Linked DNA regions of Mus musculus: region 2 is linked to region 1. A link is a loop called in an ENCODE intact Hi-C map of the cell type or tissue named here. Cell type or tissue: gastrocnemius. All regions are shown on one strand. Each heading gives the region's core, and the rest is flanking DNA. Links, peaks and the distances in the headings are about the cores only. Region 1 overlaps Fhad1 (forkhead-associated (FHA) phosphopeptide binding domain 1). Region 2 overlaps Casp9 (caspase 9).

The links. Peaks named below come from ENCODE experiments on the same cell type or tissue, not always from the same donor. Only the 100,000 strongest peaks of a DNase experiment are listed, where the experiment ranks them.
Region 2: a loop joins it to region 1, with 3 times the contacts of the local background. A loop is called at or near these places in 2 of 42 quality-filtered maps.

What each region holds. Positions count from the first base shown.
Region 1 is chr4:141,957,158-141,959,965 of GRCm38, reverse strand. Fhad1 (forkhead-associated (FHA) phosphopeptide binding domain 1) reads left to right here. Exons shown (of 32, transcript NM_177868.4): 10 at 2,284-2,391. Among named protein-coding and RNA genes, the nearest start is that of Fhad1os1, 24 kb to the left of the region's middle. In gastrocnemius, for the core only: a CTCF peak has its summit at 1,584 (motif pointing right); DNase peaks (open chromatin) are centred at 1,153, 1,610 and 2,111; H3K4me3 peaks cover 305 bases; H3K27ac peaks cover 775 bases.
Region 2 is chr4:141,808,807-141,811,614 of GRCm38, reverse strand. It overlaps Casp9 (caspase 9), which reads right to left. Exons shown (of 9, transcript NM_015733.5): 7 at 1-76. Among named protein-coding and RNA genes, the nearest start is that of Cela2a, 16 kb to the left of the region's middle. In gastrocnemius, for the core only: a CTCF peak has its summit at 1,603 (motif pointing left); DNase peaks (open chromatin) are centred at 1,320 and 1,546.

The DNA.
Region 1 (2,808 bases), core at 48-2,547:
GAGAGAGAGAGAGACCCTCCTTTCTGCAACATACTTTAACGTGCATGGATTTCTCCATTGACTGATTTCCTTTAGCACTCTGTAGACCTATTGTTTTCCCAACTGTAAGTCTGTTACATAATTACTCTTACTACACAGTGGTTATTATGTAACCAATCTCCCTTGCCATTTGTTGAGATTTCCTTTCCCTTTGACTCGCAGCAACCGTGTAGCAACCTTGCCTGAGGTGGGCTCATTTTTCCTTACTTCCTTTGCATTCCTATGTGCTGCTTGCATCTTCCCCTTTATTTATTTTGTTTCATTTCATTTTTTTCCCATTAAGACTGGAGCCTGGGCTATGTACCGAACACAGAGAGAGGCTACTGCAGGCCTGTGACCACACTAGGTTTGTGGCCAGTTCTGCCTGTGACGGTCAGGGCTGTTTCTGGCATTGTGACAATCATTTCTGTCTGTTTTCTTAGCCCGCTCTATGATCTGAAAGCTGTTATGTCCATTTGACAGATGAAGACATGAGGTTTGAGGGAGCAACTCAGAGCAGAAACCATACACTCACTGAGGGGTAAAAACCAAGCTAGAAGCCTCATTTATGGGGCTCATCATTACGGCACTACCACTAGCCACATGTGACTATTGAAACTGAAATTAAATTCATTTCCAAATTCTCAATCCTCCATATTCATATTTAAAAATAAAATGGTATTTTTAAATTCAACTGAAAATCCACCTCCTCCACTGAGCCAGGATGTAAATTTAAAACCCAGTGTCCCTAAGCACTTGTCACATACATCCACACAGGGCCAGTCAGCAGGCAGCCCAGACTTTGGCCATCTAGGCCTTATGAGAGGAAGCTGATTCAGACCCTGTTGCTCATGTCTGAGTGGGTCTCAGCGGTACCATCAAGAATGTTCTAGAAGGAAATAGATCTGAGGCAAGGAGACCCAAGGTTACCAGTGCCCAGTCTGAGGTCTAATCCAGGGTAGGGACCTCTGAGGGCTGAATCCACTCCTAAGCATCTCTTCTCTGTGGCAATGACAGAAGGACAGGGCAGGCAGGACACTTGAGGGCCAGGGTGGAGCTGTGGCTGTGGCTGTGGCTGAGGCTGACTCTGAGGCTTTGGGCTGGGAACCAGGGCGGAGCAGGCCCAAGGCCAGACATTGAAGTCCCTCCCTCCTTAGAGCTGGGAGGACCTTCAGGGCGAGCAATAAAAACCAAAGCGGACTTCTCAGGCAGCCTGAGTGTGAGGGGCTCTTCGCTGCCCCACAGGGCTCTGGACAAAGTGCTGAAGGGTTTGGGGTGTGTATTTGTGGCACACTCCTCTCCAGACCCCAATAAGAGGCTCGTGAGTCTGCTTCAGCATGAAACACCTTCCTTTAAAGGTGTACCCCAACCTCTAATACAGGTTAGAGCCATGGTCCCCAGGGAAGTGGGACAGGAAGAGAAAGGGACCGATGTGGGAGAGAGAAGGAGGGGTAGCGAGGAGTGGGCGTGTTCTGAATACATTATAAACGTGTATGAACATGCCCATCCTGTCTAACATCTAATTTGGAAAAACTAGTTATGAACGGAGATGCAGTGCATCCAATGGCCAGCAGAGGGTAGAATTGAGCACTTTCCCCGCTTACAGGGAGGGAATGAGTAGCCACGCCCCAGACCCCCCATCCCTTTTGAATGCCTTCTGCAAGTTCCATCTCTTTGAAAGTCTTGCTTGGCTGACCTCCCTGAGTGGTCCCCACTAATGACGTATTCTGGACAGTATTCCTAATAACAATATTTACGAAGCCCCCCGTGGACTTAGGGTATGAGAATAATGGAGAAAGGTTTATCTTGCAGTTTTACTTGTGACAGCTAACACTAACACACACGTAGACGTTATAAAAATCTCACCACTTCTCCAAACACTCTTAACCCCATGGTAACTCGAGGCGGTCCTAGAAACATTGCCCTCCCCCACCCCCCAAAGACCGAGTCACAGACCAACAAAACAAGCCTCTGAAGTCACATGACCTATTAGGGACTGCCCTCGGATTCAGGCCTGGGGTAGGACTAACTCAGCCGGGCCCAGGGAGTAAAGCCTGGTGCTTGGCCCCAGGGGACGAAGCCTCATAAGCCAGCTTCCTCACCAGACTCACTTTTGCCCCCTGCCACGTGGGCTGCTGCTCCTGCACGTCCCTCTGGGACACCCCCGCCCCCAGGCCATTAAACCTCATGGAGGGCTCCCCCACAGACCGCCCGCCTCACGGCCGCATTAACAGCAGCCAGCACATGCTTTGGTCATCCTTTCAGGTCGAAGAGAAGCTTCAGGAAGATTCCAGAAGGAAATTGCTTCAGCTGCAAGAAATGGGGAACAGAGAGAACCTCATTAAAATCAATTTGGAAAGGGCAGTAGGCCAGGTAGGAGCGTTCCATGGCCCTCCTTGCTGGGTCTCCTACACCAGGCAGCCAAGTCTGGTGTCAGGATGGGGCGAGGTGGAGTGGGGCGTGATGCCTGGGTGTTCCACCCATCAACAGCTGGGATGTCCTCACTCCAATAGTGTGCTGTGACTGTGACCCAAGACCCTGGCCAGGCAGCCAACCCTGCCCCGGGGCTGCCTGTTCCCCCCTTCTTCCCCCTGGAGAGTTTCTCCTATTGCTTTCAGTGTAGGCATTTTCCCTGGTCTTTCCTCCCCCAAGAGCCCCCCGCAGAGTCTCAGTGGCCATAAGGAAATGCCTCTTTTTTTTAAGTAAGTGAGCTCTGAGTGTCCAAAGTCCATGCTAGACAGAGATGATCCTGGGAAGGGTAGTGAGAGTCCTCGCCTGGCTGGGCAGGAG
Region 2 (2,808 bases), core at 203-2,702, 150 kb after region 1:
TCTGGCTCAGAGTCACTGTCCAAGGTCCTGCCTTGAGAGGAAGTGCAGGCCACCTCAAAGCCATGGTCTTTCTGCTCTGCAGGAAGCAAAAAGAACAGTCACCCAACATCACTAATGTCACTGCGGCACATGGTGATTCTCCTGAAAAGGGAAAAGCCTAGACCGGAAGGCTTCGCATGTGAACTGTGCCAATACAGGAAGGGAACATAAACAGATAGAACCAACGGAGCACACTTGTTTTGAGACAGGGTCTCACTTATGCAGCTCTGCCTAGCCTGGAATTCACTATGTAGACCAGGCTGGCCTCAAACTCACAAGAGATCCACCTGCCTCTGCCTCCCAAGTGCTGGGATAAAAGGCATAAATACAGTATTTATGTTTAATTGTGTGTGCACATGAGTATAGTTACCCACAGTGGCCAGAAGAGGGTGTCAGATCTCGCGTCAAGCTGCCCAAAGTGTGTACAGGGAACAGAAAGCTGCCCAACACTGGTGCTGGGGACTGACCAGGGTCCTCTACAGCAGTATGCACTTTAGCCACTGATGGATCTCTCCAGACCCTGGCTTTGACCTTTGATCACCATGTCTTGTCTTCCTCATGAGCTGAGATTACAAGTCTCTGCTAACAGGCCCAACCATCTGGACTTTTCGAGCTACCCCAATTATTTGATGGTACCCTGAAACAGAGACTCCAAACTATGCCGAATAGGAGGGCACTGACAAAATGGGACACAGTAGCACAGGCAGAAGCCTGGATCCTACGGGGAGGAAGGAGAGAAATGACTCCACAAAGATGCACACGTGTGAACATACATGCTAAGTTTTATGTAGTGTGTGTGTGGACACATACACACGTCACAGCTAACAGAATCTGTGTCAATGTGTACACCTCTTAAACCCACTATTTCCTATGAAAATAGCGCAACGTGGCCCAAGGCCCTCTACAGAGAGCCCTGACTAGTGTGAGCTGAAGGCCGTTATCACCTAAATGGCCACTGTTGGGAAGTGACACAAGAAAGCAGGAGAACGAGTCAGAGAAGGACATTAGCCACATGTGTATCCATGTGTCATCCTCTGTCTGCAAACTGCATGTGAAGCCGAGCCACAGATAAGGATAAACCTGTCTACATGCAAGTCTGGTCCCCTGTAACAACATACAGCAGGAGGCAGAACGTCCCCTCAGCAATGCCAGCCCTTAGCGGCTGTGGCTGACTGTGGCTGCTCTCTGCCTTCTCCGACTAAACTCTAAAATTCTGAAGAGGACTCTCCCCAGGATTGACAGCAGGACCTGTCTGAGCCATGCTGGGCTCTGGCCAAGAGTGTCACACTGTGTAACACACACACAACACCACACCCATTGCTGGCTCTGGGGGGACCGTTTTCTAACCTGGTTCTAGGCCACCACTTAACAAAGGGTAGGTAATGTGTTGCCCTTCAAACGAAAATGGTGACATTGAAAACAGCAACAATAGAGCCACCAAAATCCTGGGCTGGCATCTGCCTGTGACATCTGCATGTGTGTGTACAGGATACCAGCCAGGCCTGAGAGCAGATGTCACTGCTTAGGTTCGTAGGTGACATGGCACCACCATGTGGCAACACCATTAAACAGCAGGCCGTACTTCCTGGTTAAGACAAAGCTAGACAAATTCCACAAGAGGGAACAATTTTGGAGGGTAGACAGGATCTCATGTAGCCCAGGTTAGCCTGAAACTATTGTTTGGTCTCTCTCGATAGCTCTGGCTGTCCTGGGACTCACTATGAAGACTACGGAGCCTGGAACTCACAGAGACCCTTCTGCTTCTGCTTCCCAAATGCTGGGATTAGCCTTGTCAAGGAAGGGAGCACTGGGCAAGACTTCCTGGAGGCAATGGCAATAAATTGTAAGCAGGGGGACAGGAAGAATTGGGAGCTACAGAGGTGGCTCAGCAGGTGAACACACTGGGCGCTTTGAGAAGGCTGTGCTGAGGAAAGCGAGGGCAGGCACAGCGGCAGGGTCCAGGTCATCAAAGGCTTTGATGACCTTGCCAAGAAGTCTAAAGAGTAGCCCTGTTCATGTGTGTGGGACCAAAATCCTACTGGCTTATGAAAACAGGGTGGGGTTTGGGGGTGGGGAGACTGGGTGAGGTGACAAGCATGCAGCCCCGTCCTGGGAGCTGGCACCTACTCAGCTCTGTTTCTTGTTCCCTCTTCGACTTTCAGGGTTTGGGGTTGGAGCATCATCTCAGAGCAGAAATTGGGTGAACAAGAGGACATCTCCATGGCTGTAGGGGTACAGCCGCTTTCTCCCTAAGGTCAGTATGAGAGATAACAGCACTGAACAAGGGGGACATGCGGGGCACCCCTGATCCCTGGGAGTACTGGAGAGGGAGTATGTGGGATATCAGGGTTGTTTTGTCTTCTGGTTTTGGCTTGATTTGTGTTGGTTTGGGGTTTTCAAGGCAGTTTCTCTGTGTAGCCTTGGCTGTCCTAGAACTTCTGTAGACCAGGCTGGCCTCAAACTCAGAGACCTGCCTGCCCCTGCCTCCAAAGTGCTAAGATCAAAGGCATGCACCTTATTTATTTATTTTGAGATGGGCATTTAATTATTTATTCATTTATTTTTGAGATAGGCTGTGGTGAATATACCTGGCCTGTGGGAAGTGGCACTATTAGGAGATGTTAGAGCAGGTGTGGCTTTGCTGGATGAAGTGCATAATTGTGGGGGTGGGCTTTGAAGCTCTGCCGGGTATGTAAGAGACCCTCCTCCTAGCTGCCTGAGAGTCTCTTCTGGCTGCAGTTGGATCAAAATGCAGAGCCCTCAGCTCCA